Regions from separate parts of the Homo sapiens genome. Here region 2 is linked to region 1. A link is a loop called in an ENCODE intact Hi-C map of the cell type or tissue named here. Cell type or tissue: heart left ventricle. All regions are shown on one strand. Links, peaks and the distances in the headings refer to the core of each region. The heading gives the core; the rest is flanking DNA. Region 1 overlaps LOC107985183 (a long non-coding RNA gene). Region 2 overlaps LOC105372130 (a long non-coding RNA gene).

Region 1 (9,689 bases), core at 2,719-7,718:
TGTAAGGCTCTTAACCATTTTCACTTAACGATATGGATTTTCTCCTCACCCCCTGCATCTGTGCTTTTCCCTGTTCCTTCCTTCCCGCCCCAATCTCCTGATACATTTCAAGTACTTATACTCTACACCCTCCCCAAAATTCTGTTGTCTTCAACTTGTAAAAATCTCCATAACACACCTATCCCCTCTTTAGACAAAACCTGACATTTTGGCTTGTGATGGCAGCAAAAGTGGTACACTAAATTCACATGTAAAAATCCAAAGTTTAAGAAAAAAAAGTGCCTAGATTCTAACACATAATATGCTCTTCTCTTAGTTATAAAAGGAAACTTTTTCCTTCTCTTTTCAGGTTCGAAGCAAAATGGCACAAATACAGCGGATAACAGTAAGTGATCAGATTTCCATATAGACTGCGTGCAGGCAAATTAGCAATCAGAAGTTCCTAACACAGTGGCTGTGTTTGAAGACTCAAAGAATTGCAAAGCAATTTTCCTTCCCAAAGTGCATTTGAGTCATTCCTACAACTGTACAGAACCCTTATTCATAGAAATCTTTAAAACTCCAAAAAATTGACAAATTGTTTTCTTTTTATTAGAAAAGGGGAAACTGTATGCATGCCTACTAGCTTATTACAATTGAAATTTCTTTAGGATACAGAGTGTGTGCAATAAATGATCGCACAGTCATCAAAAACCACACATAGAAGAATCTCCTACTGTCTTGATAGACAACACAGATTTTACAAAGATTTGGGTAAAAACTGTACATATTTTCCTCCTACAAAAACAAACATCTATATGCAAATTTCATTAAAATAAACAGAGGAGTGCTTAAACTGGGAAAGATGGAGTCAGATGTTTTTTATTATGGGTTTGAATGCTATGGAATTGGTAACTACATTTTTTTATTTTTTCAGTAGAAAAAAATCACAAGATATTTTAATAATGCATACCTAACGTTTATTTTCTTATTAGTAATTGTTATAAAAACAGACCGTTTTGCCAGCCTATCTGACTGCACCTGTTACTAGATATTTCCAAGAGACTCACTCACACACCAATTTTGCCTGCGTGCACTGGGTGTATTTCCCGTTGTTTTGATTATACAGTCAGGGCACAGGCAGCTTGCATTCAAAAAAGAAGGCACATTTTATTCAAAGAGAGAAAGTGATGTCCTTGGAACTTCAACCTTAATGAAACACTTTTTAAAAGGACACACTGTTTGGAATGAGAAGAGATCCAAAGAGAGAAGGATGGGTGCGTGATAGAAACGAAAGGAAAATGGATTCGATTAGCAAAGCAAGACTACAGTATCCCAAGAGACTTCTAAAAAATCTGTATGAAGTCATTACAAGCACACAGTATAATCTTGCGGCGTAGATGCATGCTTCAGAGTGCAAAGAAAGTTTGCCCTCAAGATTGAGTTTCTGAGGAATTAATTCTAAATATTCCCTCCAGTCTTAGGAGTTTTCAGTCCCAAATTGCTTAAATGATGATTAGCTGAAGTTCCTCTGACTAATTTCGGCAGAAGTAACATTTCTAGCTGGTTGATTTGGGCATCAAAACGAACCAGTGTCTCCGGACATCTGTACTATAGAGACACCCTTATGCTAAAACCCGACTCCAGCACTACCCTTACAAAAATAGCACATTTCCGTTCATGCAGAACGGTGATTAGACTTTCCCAACACAACTCATACTTTTTAAAAGGCGCGTCAGAATTTTAAAGTGCATTAAATAAAGGGCATTGGCACATTAATGCAGCTCTCTTTGAGGCAAGATGCCGCATAATTTCCGCTGAACCGTCGCACAAACCTTCAATAAAGAAAGTTCGCAAAGAAAAAAATATATACCCATGCCACATCCGATGCATAGAACAGTGTCCTTGGGAATTCAATAACACTCTATGTCTATAAAACTAAGCCTTTAAGATGCTTTGTTTTACATACTTAAGGAGGAGCGAACGTCCCCAGGGCACTGTTGTTTTGTTACCTTATTTTAAATATTCTGTTTTTCTGCAGCTGTCTGCCTACATGGTAGGACTACACAGGGTATTCTGCTGGGTGATTTTTTTTTAGAGAGGTGCTACTTTCTTCTACATCTAAACATGCATTTATAAGAAACAAATGGCTTTCTGTATTGAGGGCTTTCAAAGTGACCACGGTGTTGTAAACACGCTGGAAGAGTTGCAGCAACAGTGTGACAGGTGGATTAGCTCTCGCTTAGTTTAGCCTCTTGCCTGCTCATCTTGGGCAGCTGTGCAGACGTACCTGATGCCACAAAAGATAAAGACTATGTGCGTAGAGAGTACCAGCATTATGTTGAGCACTCAGTTTGCGGTTCTATGTCATGGTCTTCAAGCCTGTTAAAAGTGACACTGAAAATACAAAATGGGGTGGCACGTAAGACCCAACCCCAAATTAGGCAGTTTTTCAAGACTGGAGGAGACGTCTCTGAATGGCTGCAAAATCATCGATAGCAGCTGGAGAGACTCGTTCAGGGGATTTTACTCCACGGTCGAGCATATTTCAAAGTTTAAATTCTTAACAAAAAGAAACTGGGACCATAGGAAAAAATCTTTTTTAGGAGGAAAAATAGTGACAACCAAACATCTCAAGAGTTTTTATAGTCTCTTTGGGTTAGAAAGAAATGTCTGCTTCAGTTTGCCATCGTTTTTCTATTTACTGAGCCTATGCTAGTCATACTTATTGTCAGGTTGGGACACATAGAAAATAAAACAAAAGAATTTTGCTGTGAGCAACATTAATTGAGCAACGGTGTTGGCCTTCTGGGGGTGGATGTGCTCCCATCAAAAAGATCTGGTAGCTAAGCCTGCCCAGATGATTAAGCTGGAAGAATTGCTGAAGTTCATGGTTTAAGTAATGGCTTTCACCTGTAGGCTTCTATCCACTATCAATTTTGCCAAGAAAACCCCACAAAAGTGCTCAAAGGGATATAAGTAAGCCCCCTTTCTAAGTCACAGGTGGCACCATCATGCCTGGTCATTGATTTTTTTCTTTTCTTCTTTTTTTTTTTTAATGCTAGATAATTTCAGTGCCTTCTTGCTTTTAAAAGTCAGCAACTCCTGATTCTTTTATTCTTTATTCCATGTCTTTTGCCTACTCTAACTAATCCAGATTTCCTCTGTTAAAGTTGTAAACTGCCCCAAACTGGGCCAACAAAGATAAGGTGAGAACAGACAAGGTCACCAGAAATATTTACTGAGCACTAATGACTCCCACTCCTAGTTTAAAAGAGAAAAAAATGCTAAAACATTTTTTTCTAGGAAAATTCAGGCATCAAAGACCAAAACTGTTACATCCCTAGAAGAGATATCTCCCCACATCACTGAGACACATAACTAAAACACCATGGAAGACCTTTTTTGTCATGAAAAGATGGTAATTTATAAATAAACAGAGGATATTAATTCCTGATGTGTTGAGGTGATGAACAGAATGTGGTCAATGCTGAATATGCAAAATTACAGAAGAAAGTGCTATTGGCATTTTTTAGCATATTTTGGTGACATGGTCATATTATAAAAGATAGAACATAAGACTCAAATACTTACACCAGAAAGAAATTCTTTTGGGCAAGCCCTTTGAGATGTCAGAGACCAAGGCTCAGTTTTCCTTCAATAAAAAAATGAATTGTGCATGCAACCCAAGAGACAGATTACAGATTTTATAATTCTCATAGAACAACCTACACAGCTTCAGCTTCCAGCATGTGTATATGTAACTGTGTAGGGGGAGAAATGAGATGCACAAGACCCATTAATAATGGCAATTGCATGCTTAATTTCATGTGCACTGCAATGAAAAATTACTTCTTACTATCTAAACTAAGTTTCAGGAAAAGCCTGGGAAATCAGGAGCTCTTCCAACATACCTTTCTAGTCCGAATGTGAATAAGGAGCTGGTGACTCATTTAGCAGACATTCCGCAGACAAACCCTCAGGGCAGATTTGATATGAACAACTCTTAGATCAAGGATCTGCTCACAACAAAGGAGGAAAAGTGTTGTCAAAGCCTTGCAATTCTTTTTACATCCAAGCAAGAGAAACATGGTGATTTTACAGAAACTTCTCATTGTGAAATAAACAGCAAATTGAAGAGCAGGTAAGGCTTACATTGGGAGGCCTGAGTCACAGGCTGAGATTTAGATCTGAAGAATTAATTGACTAAAGGCAGGAACCTTCCAGTATGTTAACCTCCAAAACTAACTCATTCATTGCTGATTCTACCATTCTTCAACTTTGTAAATGCAGCCAGTTAAGGTGATCTTAGCTGTATTCATAGGTTCATAGAAGTTTAGAGCTGAAAAAAAAAAATTAAGATTCCTGTCCTATTTTTAGATTTTATAAGTCTAAATCTAGTATTAATTATCCCCATAAAAAATAAAATGAAAGCAAAAACCAGCTTCTCCTCTAGGGAGACCAACTCACCCCAGGACTTTTGACTGGGACTTTCAGGCTTTTAGCACTGAAAGTTCCACCTCTGATTTGCCTTGCCTCTGTCCAGGCAAATCTGCATGGCTGATCACCATTTACAATCCCATGAATTCTCCATCTGTGTTGGTGGCACTGCCATTATCTCTAGGGCCCCAAACCTCAAAGTCTTCTTGACCTCCTGACCCTCACATTCAAATATTCAAGGGTTTCTGTTTTCTATCTGAAGACTCTTCTCTTTACTTCCTCATGTTCACTCCCAATGCTTGATGGCAATTTGAGCCCCTATTACCTCCATCCTGAGCCTCTGTGAGCTCCTGCCCTTTTCTTCCTGGCCCCATTCTTCATACAGCACCTTGTCTACCCATGGGTCTTTGGAGATGACAACTTCATCATGTTCAAACATTGTCATTGTGTAACTCAGTTAAATTAGACTCTTAGCCTGGCATTCAATCACTCATGATGCCTCCCCAATCTATTGTTCTAGCTTTATGATAGAGAAAAAAACAGGCAGATTCATTGAGAGATAAAAAAAATGTGTCCCCAATTCACCATTCTCCTTCATTAACTAGTTATGCTAACAGGGCAGGTCATTTAACATCTCTTGGCTTTGGTAACTCCATTTGTGCAATATGTTGCCTTCCTTAAAGGAAAAAGCTACTCTAGTTGGTGTCATGAAGTACTGATCCTGAAAAGTTATGATATTCTGACCTCCTACTATCATTATGTGTAGACTCTACGTACTATTGGGTAGCTCCTTATTTTAGGAACCAGTCCTGAGTTTTCCCAGCCCCATGCATTGTATGAATGCAGTTCTGTGTGTCCTTAAACCTCCCTTCAAGTTTCCTGTGACTCTCTGGAAACGGAATCTTGGAAAAGGCCTACCCATCACCTCCTGGAAAAGGTCTACCCATCACCACCTCCTTCCACAGACTCAGTTAAATCTCTCCACCTTCTCCAAACTTCCACAGCTCATTGTTTTTACCTCTCCTATGACACCAATGAAGTGACTCTAGCATTTGTATTATTGCGATTATTTGTTCACATGCCTTATTTCCTGTGCCTCTGTGAGCTCCCTAGGGACAAGGATTCCATCATACTTACAAACAGGCACAATGGTGTGCTAATTAAGAATTGTCATGGGTTGAATTGTCTCTTCCAAAAAAGATGTGTTGGAAGTCCTAACTCCTACCCCTCAGTACCTCAGAATTTGACCCTGTTTGGAAATAGGGTGGTTACAGATGTAATTAGTTAAGATGAGGTCAGACTGGAGTTAAGTGGCCCCCAATCCAATATGACTAGTGTTCTTTTAAGACCAGCATGTGAATACACAGGGACACAAGGAGAATGTCACATGATGATGAAGGAAAAGATTGGAGTTAAGCAGCTACAAGCTAAAGAATGTTGAGGATTGCCAGAAACCACCAGAAGCTAGGAAGAGGTATAAAAGGATTCCTCTGCAAGTTTCAGAGGAAGCATGTCTCTGCTGACACCTTGATTTTGGACTTCTAGCCTCCAGAACCGGAAGACAACAAATTTCTTCTTGACAGCCACCCAGTTTGTAGTCTTTTGTTGTTGCAACTCTAGAAAACTAACAGAGTCAAACTGCCTGGATCTGACACCTTGTTATGCTGCTTTCAGCTGCATGACTTTCAGCAAGTTACATCAACACCTGATGACTCTATGTCCTCATCTATAACATGATCATAATAATAGAACGAATATCCTAGTGTATATGTAAGGAATCAAAGAATACATGCATGTAAAATTTGTATCAGCATCTGGCAATAAATCGAAATTATTTTATCTTTTCATTATCCTTCAGTGCTATGCATATAGTCAGCATTCAATAAATGTTTATTGAATGAGAGAATATATAAATTGGCTAAAGAAAATTTGAACTTATCCAGACATATATATATTCAACTTGCCTTTGTTGACTTGGTAATTTGATTCAACACGGAAAGATGCTTTGCTTATTATTCACTTTATATTAAAGTGCTGAGTGGGTTCAAGGCCAGGTCTAAATGCAGGTTCTACTGGTTCTTTGCTGTATGACCTTGTGTAAGTCTACTTGACCTTGACGATGCTCCATTTCCTCAACTTAAAATGGGAGAAACTTGGTCCATAGAGTTATAAGTGAAGGTTAAGTAAGACGATGTCAAAGCAAACTTGATTTTCATAAATATCAGCTATTGCTATCACTCTTTTAAATTTTATTTTAAAGAATTTTCCTTCTAATGTTTTCCTAAATTCTAGATCAGTATTGTAAAAGACTAGCATTTTCAAAACTTGCATGAAGACAGCAGCATAGAGAAGGAATCTGACTCCTAAGCTGGCTGGATCTCAATTTCCTGATCTCTAAAACAGTGCTTCTCAGTTGGGAGCCAATCCCCCACAACCCCAGGGACATTTAGCAGTGTGTTGAGATGTTTTTGACTGTCATGATTGGAGGGTTGGTAATACTGGCATCTAGTGGGTGGAGGCCAGGGTTGCTGCGACTCATCTTATAATGCACAGCGCAGGCCCTAACAATGAAGAATTATCCAGCCCAAAATATCAATAGTGTCAAGGCTGAGAAACCCTGCTCTAAAATTAGGTGGTTGGGCCAGGTAATGATACCAGGTAAACTTTCACATTCCTTCCAGCTAAAAAACGTTGTAAGTACTGATTTCCATAATGCATTGTAAATGCCATTCTCTCAGACTGTGCAATTAATTATTTTTATCATTCTCTATTTTTAAGCTATTTTTTTCTGAATGCCAAAAAACTAATTATTTGAGATAATCTAAATTCTCTTAGATTTCAGCCCAGTTCTCAATGTTGCACTTTCTAGATTGCTTGGCCCAAATGTTTCTGTGAAAGCTTTTTGATTCACTGTTTTAGTTGGGATATAGGCTCAGAGCATGAATTAGAAACTTAAAGTAGCAGTGACTTGAGTAAGACAAAAGATGATTTTTCTTTCACATTTATCACTCTCTCATGCCTGCTAGGAGGTGGCTCTCCTCTGGGAAGTCATCAGGACTCTCGTCTGCTGTGGGGCTACATGGAGTCCAGGCCCCAGGCTCCTTCTCTCTTGTTGTTTGGCCATCCTGGAGACTTTGCCCTCATCTGCATCCCCAAAATGGGGCATCACTGTGTCCATATCCAGCCTGTGGAATGGGGAAAAGAGAAAGGAAGCATGCCCCTTCCCTAACGGTATGACCCAGAAAATATAGGCAGGAGTTCCACTCATATCCCAGACACCAGAACGTACAAGGCCACACATACTTGCCAGGAAAGCTTGAATATAGTCTTTATTTGGTATGGTCATGTACCCAGAAAACATTTGACAAAATATTGGGATCATGTTCTAGCGTAGCCCCCTTAGGGATGAGGGGGTTAAGAGCGTTGATAGAAGGGAATGGTTTTAATAATAGACAATCAAATCTAAGCTCAGTATCAGTCCTGGAAAGGGCTCAGATTGGGCTTTCTTGAATCAAATCTCTTCCTCTCATTCTCTACCTATGCCCCTAGATATTCAAGCTGCCTGCTCACCCCCAAACCTGCTTCCCTAGTCTCATCATTTCTCCTCATTTCCTTAGCTACAAAACTAGCCCAGCCTCTTAATTAAGCAGTAGGAGTGATAGAAGGCAGAAAAGGCTGGTAGCCCTCCTTGCCAAGATGTGGAGAGAAACTGCCTAGGAAAAATTCAATATAGAAAAAAGATTTCACAGAGAGAATAAGAGAGCCTGATTTTGAAAGTATTGTTTGCACCCCTGAGCCAGAAAAGTATAGGGACGGCCCATCCCCTTACAGCTCCCAGTGGAATCAATAAATACCCCTTTTTGCTCAAGCTAGTTGAAATTGTACTTTCTTCACTTGCACCCAGAACATGTCTCACTAATATAACCTTCAAGAAATTCCCATTCTAGTGAAGGATTGCCAGGAGGCAGAAAACTGCTCAACTTATTAAACTTCAGTCAGTTCCACATAGGGCCAGTTTTCTCTTTTCCACTATTGAGCTAGAACATATACATTTCCAGGCAAAAAAATAAAAAAGTGGTAGAATTTATAAACTTTTAGGAAAACTTAACATTCAACTTTGCATCACCCACTTCGAATAGAGACTAATATTGGATCATAGACACAAATATTGGTATCTATCACATGACTGGCTAATCTTAATTTTTTAAAATATCTTTAAAATGACCATTTTTAATCAAATGTTCAAGGCAGCTAGCTCTCTTCTTGTTTAAAAATTAATTAGATTTTTTAAAGAAAATATTCTTCCTGCAGATAATACACATGAGAAAACCTTGTCCATTATGTTCTTGGGTGGCCTTGAAGCATAGGTGGCCACCGCATGGCAGAATCAATGCATCTAAGGACGTGCTGAATGCCTCCATTAAGGCTTCAGCTTTAGTGCCAAGGGCAGAATTCCATAACATTGGGCCTTTGCTCAAGAGTGTTTTCTGTTCAGGCTGAGTCAAGGCTAACTTAGGTGCCTCAAGTAAAATCAACTAAAAACAGACAATAGACTTCAGGCTTAGGATCTGGAACTACTCAAAGCCTTGTTCACACTTGAAAGTGGATTTGGTGCTAAGTCTTCAGCTTGTTTGAAAAGGATTATCAGAGCCAATGAGAGGAGTTTTGGAGCCAGGACAAATGCTAAATTTTAGGTCCATGAGCGTGGAAGAGTGACTTGGCCAGTGGAAAATCACCAGACAGCTCTTGCCAATCTGAAAACACTCAAGGGCAGCACCAGAACCTCTGGGCTGGCGAGAATGTCCCTGGCCGTTCCCTCCTGTTGGCCACTCCAGAGAAGAGTGCCATGATGGGAATGTTCAGCTGTAAACCTGCAGGCAGGCTGCTGGGCTGGGCCCTGGCTGGAGCCTACGTAAACATTTTCCCTTTCCAAACCTGGACATGGTGCTCCACAGTAGCCGAGTGCCCACCCCTCCAAGCTGGGACCTCGGGGTCTCCTCCAGAGTTTTGCTCTCCTTTTTCTCTCTCTATCCAGTTTGTCATCATCCCCCGCACCCTGCCGCCAGCTTCCCCAGAAAACTTCCTCAGATTTGATCTCCCTCCCTCTTTGCTCTGTCAATTCTCCAGCCACCTGCTGGGGCCATGATGACAGCTTCTTTGCTGTGTTCACTGCCAGGACCAGTTTTATGCATAGATGGAGCTGAAGGCTACCCATGAGGCCTGATTTCAAGAGTGCATAAATGTTTGTGGAGACCCAGTATACTGCCACT
Region 2 (9,689 bases), core at 1,543-6,542, 60 kb after region 1:
ACCAAACACTGCATGTTCTCACTCATAGGTGGGAATTGAACAGTGAGAACACTTGGACACAGGAAGGGGAACATCATACACCGGGGCCTGTTGTGGGGTGGGTGGGGGGGATAGCATTAGGAGATACACCTAATGTAAATGACGAGTTAATGGGTGCAGCACACCAGCATGGCACATGTATACATATGTAACAAACCTGCACGTTGTGCACATGTACCCTAGAACTTAAAGTATAATAAAGAAAATTAAAAAATAAAAAATAAAAAGTTAACAAAAGATAAAGCTATCAGCAGATTTCTTAAAAGAAAATATTTTAGAAACTGACAAAAACAGCTGTCCACTTAGAACGTTATACACAGTACAATATGTTTCAGAAATAATGGTGAAATAAAGACCTTAAGAAAAATAAAAACAGAATATTTTACCAGCAGACTTTCAATACAAAAAAAATTAAAGGAGATTCTTCAGGCAGATGATACCAGATGGAAACTGACTTTACTAAAATGAATGGAGAGCAGTTAAAATGATAAATTTGTGGAGAAATAAAAATGACTAAATTTTTCCTGTTTTTAAATTTTTTCTTTAAAAAATAATTGACTGTTTAAGGCAGAAACAACAACTGACTATGCGGTTTATAAAATATGAAGATATAAAATGCATAATAATAGAAGAAAGGATGGGATTGAGAGATCAAAGTATACTGGTGTAAGACTGTTACATTATATGTGAAATAGTATAATATGATTTGGAGATAGACAGTGATGTGTGAAAGATGTGTTTTGTAAACCCTAAAGCAACTGCTACGTGTAGCTAGTAAGCTAGTAGTGGAAATAAAATGGAACATTAAAAAATAAGTAAAATAAGACAGGTAGAGAGGGGGGAAAAGGAGTCTTTTAAAAAACAGATGGAGCAAGGATAATAGATTTTAACCTAACCATAACAATCATATTAAAAAATAAATAGTCTAACCTCTCAGTTAAAAATCATAAATCACTGAAATGAGTGAAAAATCAAGACCTAACTATACATTGTCTACAAGAAACTCACTTCAAGTATAAAGGCCCAGATAATTAAAAGTAACAACACAGAAAAAAATACACCGTGCAAATATGAATCATAAGAAAGTTGGAATAGCTATATTAATATCAGGCAAAGTAGGCTTCAGAACAGTAACATTACCACAGATTAAAAAAGGAACACTAACATGAGTACCTACTGAACATGAGTTCTGACCTAATTTTTTAAAATATGAAAACCTACTACATGACAGGCATTGCACTAAGCAGTAGGCACATAGAGCAGAGAACAAGTGGAGACTGGGGTCAGGGTATTCATTCTCCAGATTTCCTTCTTTCTAGAACACAGTTCCATCCCATGAACAGCTACCACAAAGCAGCTCTCTCCTCAGCTAATATAAGACACAGCATCTACCCTGTTAAGAGGGAAATCCAAGCACACAAACACTTTTAATTTAATAATCACTGAACAGTTGGAACAGAAGTATGGAGACAGAAAATGATGAAGACAGGGAAGAATTCATGGAAGTCCTGAAGGATGCATCTTGAAGGATGAGAAATATCTAATTTGAATCCCTATTCTGTGTAATACTAGAAACTTAAATCTGGTCATTTTAGCCAATTTAGGGTTTTCTTAGTCACATTAAGGTTTGTCCTCTGCTTTTCCTCTCCAGAGTGAAGTTTGAGTTCTAGGGGAGACAACATTGAGCCAGGATTTCAGGGTGGGAATGTCCGGGCTTCAGATGTTGGAATTTCTGCATTCTATCAATGCATGCAGTTTTTGTCCCAAGACCTAGTCTTTGCTCAGCTAATTTTCTTGTCCTTCTCAGGCATACTGGAAAAGTGCACCTGTTCTTCCACACAACTCTGTGGGCAATCAGAAAACCCAGAAGAGAGTTGTGAGGAGTCAAGCTAGCTCTGCATGGTCACATCATGACATCATTTTCCCTTTCTACCTCAACAGAACTAGCTTGGAAGCGAGAGGTGAAGCTGGGGAGTGGGAAGTAGAAGCCTGAGGTTTATCACCACTTCTCAGGGGTTGGGTTTCACCAATGGGGGGCGCTAGCTGGAGACGAGAGGATATGTGGAAACTTTGGTCAGATACCCCAGATTTCCTTCTTTCTAGAATACAGATTTGCCCCCTTGGTCTACCAAAAGCCACAGCTACTACAATGCAGCTCTCTCCTCAGCTACAGCCATGTTCTCCAGGAACTGGAGGCAGTTCCCTCCCGTGACACCTTCAGGACTTTGCTGTCCCTCCCCCATCACTCCCAATTAGATTTCACTTTGTAAGTTTTCTTTTAGTAAACTCAGTTCAGTTTCTCTAACTGAAATGTGTCACCTGATCTCCACCAGGACTCTAATTGATACACAGCAGAATTCCATAACCATCATCATACATTTATAAAATACATGGACAAACACTTCTTTAATGGAAAATTTGTATCATTTTCCCCTTGATCTTATATTTCCATTCCATTTTTCTCATGAATTTTTTTCTTAACAAATATATGCTTGAAAGTCTTTTGCTCAACTTTTCAGTAAACAATTTTCTATGCAACAAAAATATGTATACAAATGGGAAAGTTTACCTTGTTTTTACTTCATGTGACTTCTTGAAATAAAAATGAACGATATGCCGAATACTATCAAAATTTTTTCTGAATTATTATGGCTGTGAATCCACAATTTATCAAACATAAATGTAACTTTTGATTTAAACATGATTGAATGTAATAAATTTTTATTGGAAATGCATCTTTTAATGAAAAAAATAATGATTTTTCTCCCAATTAGTTTCTGTTTCCATGGATAAATATAGCTTATAGCTAGAGCGATGCAGGGTTCAGAGTAAATCAACAGCAATTCTGAAAAAGGGTTGGGCCACAGGAAGTTCAGAACTTACAAAAAGTACATTAATTAGTGTTGTTAAATGGATTTTTAAGGAGTAGAACCAACAAGACATTTCTGTTATAAGTATATGGCAAAAGTTAAATAAATAAGTGAGCAGAAAAGAGGCTAGTAGAGACCAGGATATTTGTGCTTATAGTAAAAATAAAATAGAGGCTTAAAGTACACAATAATCTTGCAAAAGCTAATGAAAATGTTTTTTCTGCGGCCCTGAATAAATGTTCACAAAATATAAATACAAACTTAACACTAATATGTGATCCTTTTTCTAGAAAACACAATATTGGTATTTGGGAAGTAAATATATAATTTTCACCTTCTTCTCTTTGAAATTGTGCAATACAGGCAGATAAGGCACAGACTGAGGTCTTGATTTTAGTAGGCTTCAAAGATTCTCAAGTCCCTTTTTTGGTTGTGCTGAAGATTCTGCACACGTTGGGGGAACACTTCCCAGTGGGATCCAGAGAGAAGGTTTTGGTTTTGGTTTTGTTTTGTTTTAGAGGTGGAAGAAGGAGGGCTTGAGAAAGGGCAGATATGGAAGAACTAGACCCATTCTTAGACCAGGCAGCCTTAGGAAAGAGTGTGAATGGGAACTTGAGGATCTGGAAAGCCTTTTAACACCCTGTGTGCCCCCATTCCAGTACCCCATACCCCATGGGGAAACTTTTGCTGGCCCCCAGGGGATGATCTCCAAGTGTGACAAAATTAAGTACAGCATCACCTGGAAAAAGGAAGGAAAGGTCACTGCTTGGACAAATCATTCAGATTTACACTGTTCTACTTTCCTTAGACGTGTTTTCTCTTTCCAAGCTGCTAATACCAAACAGCCAAAGAACTATGAGCCCAGTTAAGAATGTGAAACTGGATCTTTTGTATATTCTAAGGCCAAGTCTACACAATAGCAAAGTGGCGGATGTTTTGTCTCTACATTGCCAAACATCTGGATTGAATGAAGATTCGACTAAATGGATTTGATGTTCATCTTGTTTTCTTTTTTAAGGGTGTCATTTACTCTTTCTGGCCGTGAAACACCCTTTGATATCAGTAGCAGATCTGAGCACGAAGTCAGCTGTCTACCCAGAGAGGAAAAGAAACGAAGCCTTACTCAATCTTTCCATGAATTTTCTTCTTTTTTCTTTTTCATTATTTTTCCTAAACTCTTTCAGGGGCTTCAAGGTTCAGGCCATGTCACTCTACCTAATCCATCAGAAAAGGGCCAGTCAGGTGTTCCTGTTGTCTGCCAACACAATATTGCTTTTCAGCCTCCATTTAAGGGCTACTCCTCTTCCCTGCTCACTCTCCCTCATCAAGGTGGGCGAGCCCCTGCTCCTTGGTAATTTCCTCACCCTTCCGGGCTCACACTAAGATAAAGGGAGGCAGCCCCAGCCATCTCAAAGCTACACATTAAACAAAGCAACATAATGAGCTGCATTTTGTTGAGGGCTCTCCAGGTCCCCCAAATCTTTCTCAAATGTGATTGTTTATAAAATGTTTGATAAAAATAAATGATGCTTTCAATTTAAACAAAATTTCACACTGTTACTGGTTTTAATAACAGTTTTGACAGATGAGATTTTCATCATCTGTTTTTTCTTTGTGAAGCCTTCTTCAATAAACTAAAAATGCTTTAAACTAACAGATGTGACTATAAAGTAAGGCTTGAGTGTGAGACATCAGGAACTAAAGCTTGTCAAATGCTTCAACATAGAAATTTATCCCTAGCGTAAGCATCTCCTGGGGATCAGGAAAGTCAGGAACCTCACGGTTGCTGGTTAACGTGTGAAGCTTGTTTCAGCAGCAAGATGCCATTTATTCCAAACCGGTCATCTATCTACACTTGTTCCTCCCTATCTGCCTTCTGGACTTCCACTACTTCAGCTATCAGAAACCTGTTAAGAAGTCAGTCCAAATTTGTTTGAGCTGATGTTGACATCTGACAAACTGATGATTCACAATTATTTTTCCATCAGCTCAAAAATTATTTGAATTTTCAGTAATACTGTGTTTACAATAAAGAAGTTATTTTTGCTTACTTTAAAAATATATATATTTATTTATTTATCTTTTAACAGAATTGAAGGCTTGAAACTAAGTACTCTGATTTTGAAATAGCACACTTGCCTCCAAAATAAATGGTTTGGGGCCAGGCACGGTGGCACAAGCCTGTAATCCCAGCACTTTGGGAGGCCTAGGCGGGCAGATCACTTGAGGTCAGGAGTTTGAGACCAGCCCAGCCAATGTGGTGAAACCCCATCTCTATTAAAAAATAATAATAATGCAAAAATACAAAAATTATCTGGGACTGGTGGGCCATGCCTGTATTCCCAGTTACTTGGGAGGCTGAGGCAGGAAGATCACTTGAGCCCGAGAGGCAGAGACTGTAGTGAGCCGAAATCACACCACCACACTCAAGCCTGGGCTATAGAGTGAGACTCCGTCTCAAAATAAATAAATAAATAAATAAATAAAAATTTAAAAAAATGGTTTGAAAGATCATCTTTCTTCTTTTTTGTGGTGTCTTTTTATGTTTTAAGCTGTTATTCTTGCAGAGAAATACAACATTGAGAGGCATATTGGCAAATGAGTTTAACAAAAGTAATCCTAAAGCTTCAGTAAATCAAGGGGTAATATTACAGAAAGAACATTTTTTCTTAAACGTTGTCATATTCTAAATTAAATAACCCTATCACACCAAAAAAGTATATGTTGAAATTTATTGGCATGACCTAACAATTAAAGTAAGAGACTAAGAAATACTGATTTTCATTTCCATCTTTCCCACTAATATATGCATACACACAAACCCACACACACACAGGCATATACATATATATTTCATTAAGTTATTTAATCCACAATTTTATACTTTCCCTTGAAGTGAACACAAAGCATTTGACTTCCACATGGTAGAGTTAGTGAGTGAGTTACACGTCACTTCATATCTCACTAGTCTTCTTCTGCTTCTTATAATGTAATCTGTGAATGGGCCATGCACAGTGGCTCACGCCTGTAATCCTAACAGTTTGGGAGGTCAAGACAGGAGGATTGCTTGAGTCCAGGAGTTCAAGACCAGCTTAGGCAATGTAGCAAGACCCCATCTCTATAAAAAAGTACAAAAATTAGCTGGGTGTGGTGGCTCATGTCTGTAGTCCCAGCTACTCAGGGGGCTGAGGTGGGAGGAATGTTTGAGCCCAGGAGGCAGAGGTTGCAATGAGCCAAGATTGCACCACTGCACTCCAATCTGGGAGACAGAGTAAGACCCTGTCTCAAAAGGAAAAAAAAAGAAGAATTATGCTAATGACTGCATTTGTAGGCCCACAAGGCCTCAGTATATGGGCTATCCCTGACAGAAGCAAAATCTTGCTCCTCCCTTCTGGAGAGATCTAAGGAAGTTTCCCTGCCAAAAGAGGTATCCGCAAGGATCATGACAGTGTAGGCCTAAGGGGCAAAGCTATATTGGACAGACTTTAACCTGAGACAAGCTGGGAGACCTCAAAGCAAGACATTGCATGAAGGAGCAGAGAGCTTCAATGAGAACAGAGGACAAGATCTGAGAGAAATGCTAAGAACAGCCTCCAGCAAGAGTAGTCAGGCAGTCCAAAGCTAGTGTCCAAAGGTCTTGTCTAGATCAAACTAGGATTGAACAACAAGTGGAACAAAGTGGCATTGGAGTAGAGCAAAATTCAGAGCACAGGGTCTAGCTGTATTCACCAGGGAGGAGTCAAGATCTAAGCTCCTGGGAGAGAGACTGGGAGAACCAAGGAGAGCTTCAGAGCTCCAGTCTTTGCTAGAGCCCAGGATTCTGGATACAGTGTCCAGGCTGAGAGCAGCATGGGGGATAAAGCAGGCAGTCAATAGGATGGATTGGGTTGTGGTGTGGGAGGGCAGGATGGGGAGGGGTTAGACTCACTGGGACTCAGGCCGCTTGTGCTTGGGCTTCAGTGCTCGTGCAGCACATTGATGCGTAACTATGCATTCATGGTTCTGTCTCCCCTGCTAAGCTCTGAACTCCTTTGAGAGGAGCTGCGTTGTGTCTTTGTTTCTTCAGCACCCATGTAGTCTCTCCACAGAAGAGGAGCTGAATTGGTGCCTCTAAATGAGTGAATACAGGGCCCAGAGTGAAAAATTAGTGAATGAGTAAACATGAAACCACTCTCAAAAGTAGAAGAGCACACATTCTATCTGGCACTTGGAACATACTCTTACAGCAGAATTCTGTCTTTAGATCATAAAGAGAGTTATCTAATGGTGGTGGTGACATGCTTCTCTATATATGAATACCAAAAGACTTAAATTATAGCCCTGTGCCTTTATCTTTTATGGAGGCTACGACCATCTTGACTATTTCTTACCTGTCAACTGTATAAGGCATGTATTATGGTCAGAAATAGAACTATAAAGAAGATAAATTTAGTGTTAACTAAATTTAACTAAGGCAATTAAGAATATGGCTTTTTTTTTTCATTTCAACATATCAGAGACTACTAACCTTATTTCATTTCATCCCTTTTTCCAAGCTCTGAACGAACTTGGATCTATTCTTCAACCTCTTCTGCCCCGATCATTGCTCGGCTCAGTTTAAACGATCATTCTTCCTTCTACTAACATCTTTTACCTCTCCTCTGTCTCTCTCTTTGGCTACTTCCTCCTACCTCTAAATATTTTCACTTTCATGTATTTGTCAATCAGCCATTTGCTCATTTAGTCATCCAATAAACATTAATTAAGCTCTATGCCAAGTACTATCCAGCTGTTGAGTATGCAAAGGTAAAAAGATATTATTTTTGCCTTCAAGAATAGCCCAGTACAATGAGAAAGACCCACTTCTACTCATGAAGACATACATAACAGGATAGTGTCTTCTACCACTTTCCTTGTCCTGTGGAAGAGTTCAGTCTAGCTCCAGCTAATGCCTCTTTGGAGAGAAGCAGGGGCTTCCTCTTTTTTTTTTTTTGTTATCACCACCTTAAGCCCCACACCTAGGGTTGTTGTAAGATAGATGAGGCCTGGGCAGGGTCTCGGGAATACACAAACCTAGCTCTAGAGTGCCATATTAAATGCTGCTCAAAGATGGCTCTTACTCATGGTCAGTGAGAAGGGCAGCTGGGTGCTAAGTGGGCTTCCATGCACTTCACCAGGGTTGGGGACAGAGAGTGCCTTCCCTGGTAGAGATCTGTAGTTCCTTCACCTCCTGCTCTCTATTTCTATAGTGCATTCTCCCCCTCCTCTTACCCTGCCCCTGGGGATATATAATTAAAACTCTGAACTAGATTAGTCTCTAAAGGCAGCAAAACTCACTCAACAAGTATGCATTCAAATCTTTCTGATTTACACTAAGACCAGAGGATTTTCAAATATTTTTAGCCTTTGTTCTGGGTGACTCACTGTCTAGCTGTCTAGTCCTGGGATAGGGAAAAGGGAGGGTTGCAGAGATCAGGAGGATGTCCTCAGGAAACAAGTAAAGAAATGCAATTACCTCAAGGATAGAAAAAAAAATCTATTAATATATTAAATATATCAATGTATGGAGATATAACCCCTCTGCCTTTTTATGTAAACTGCTAAGTAACAGTGCACAAAATGAGAGAGATGGAGGAACTGGGGGTGGGGACTCCCCACCCAGTCGGCCAGGAGACAAAGCCTTGATCCTGCCAAACGTTCTAATTCAATTTCTTTCCATACTTTTACTTCTCTGTTTCATGCAAGCCTGCACTTTTCCTCATCTATTCTTTTCTTAATTCCTGCAACCTGGCTTCCATTTTCACTGCAGTACTGAAACTAGGCTCTTAAAGATTACCAAATGCTTCCTATCTGGCAAATCCAGGGGATATTTCTCAGTCTTCACTTTCCTTTGTGTCTCTGAAGCCATGGTCCCTGTGGCAGCCACATGGTCACTAGTACCACGTTCAACATTTGCTTGTCCCCTAACCAAGAAGATTTTGAACAGAAAACTTTGGGTGGCTTGGTTGTGAAAACAGTAGGTACTTAGAAGGATTTTTTCTTTAAGTGTTTTTCGAAACTACACTCTCTTCCCCTAGATTATGACATTCTATCCGAGTTGGGGCAGAGAGGTGGAGAAGTTGTGTCTCCTATCTGTTGATGATCACTGGTCTACAGAAACAAACTCCTGGAGCCTGAAGACCTCTATTCTAATCTTAGCTTTACAATCTGCCTTTTCATGCAACCTTGGCAAATCACTCAGCAGTTTCATTTTAAAGACAGAGGTGATCACATGTGGACAGTGGCAAGAAAAAGAAAAAACTGATAGATCACAAACAAAGCTGATACTCCAGTGCGCTGCACTGATCTGGGTTCGGAGGAGGCTACATAGTCATTTCCAGGACAAGGCCACTCTAGCCAAGAATGAACCATCACAGAATGCACCTCAGGGCCTTAGGAGATGCTGCAACTTTTCTCTCAGTGCAACTCCTGCATCCAGGACAAGGACTGGGAAAGAGAATAAAAAGGAGAAGCCAGCAGTAAAAAGGTGGTCTCTGTGGAGCAAGAAACTCTACTTTGACTTCAGTCAATTGTTCCACCTACTGTTGCCCATGAGAACAGCCTGTGTGCCAATTTCCTTTGAAAATTTCTAGGCTTCACAAACTTCTCCTTACAGTTTGGAGGCATCAGCTTTCAATCCTCTGTTAAGCTTGTTTCCCCCACTGCAGAAAAAACAACATGTGCAAATGTTTCCCAGTACTTTTCTGCTTAACTAAACAGACCCTTTTTCTTGTTCACATGAGGAATAAAAGAAACTCATTT

The links. Peaks named below come from ENCODE experiments on the same cell type or tissue, not always from the same donor. Only the 100,000 strongest peaks of a DNase experiment are listed, where the experiment ranks them.
Region 2: it touches region 1 in a loop (7-fold over the local background); 14 of 110 quality-filtered maps call a loop at or near these places.

Annotation. Positions count from the first base shown.
Region 1 is chr18:55,850,704-55,860,392 of GRCh38, reverse strand. LOC107985183 (a long non-coding RNA gene) reads left to right here. Exons shown (of 3, transcript XR_001753452.2): 2 at 350-385; 3 at 7,446-7,520. Among named protein-coding and RNA genes, the nearest start is that of LINC01416, 65 kb to the left of the region's middle. RefSeq lists enhancers at 1,806-2,305, 9,322-9,689. In heart left ventricle, for the core only: no CTCF peak of the experiment used is centred there; no DNase peak of the experiment used is centred there.
Region 2 is chr18:55,789,047-55,798,735 of GRCh38, reverse strand. LOC105372130 (a long non-coding RNA gene) reads right to left here. Exons shown (of 9, transcript XR_007066382.1): 6 at 6,838-7,019. Among named protein-coding and RNA genes, the nearest start is that of LINC01415, 12 kb to the right of the region's middle. In heart left ventricle, for the core only: no CTCF peak of the experiment used is centred there; no DNase peak of the experiment used is centred there; H3K4me3 peaks cover 858 bases; H3K27ac peaks cover 1,342 bases.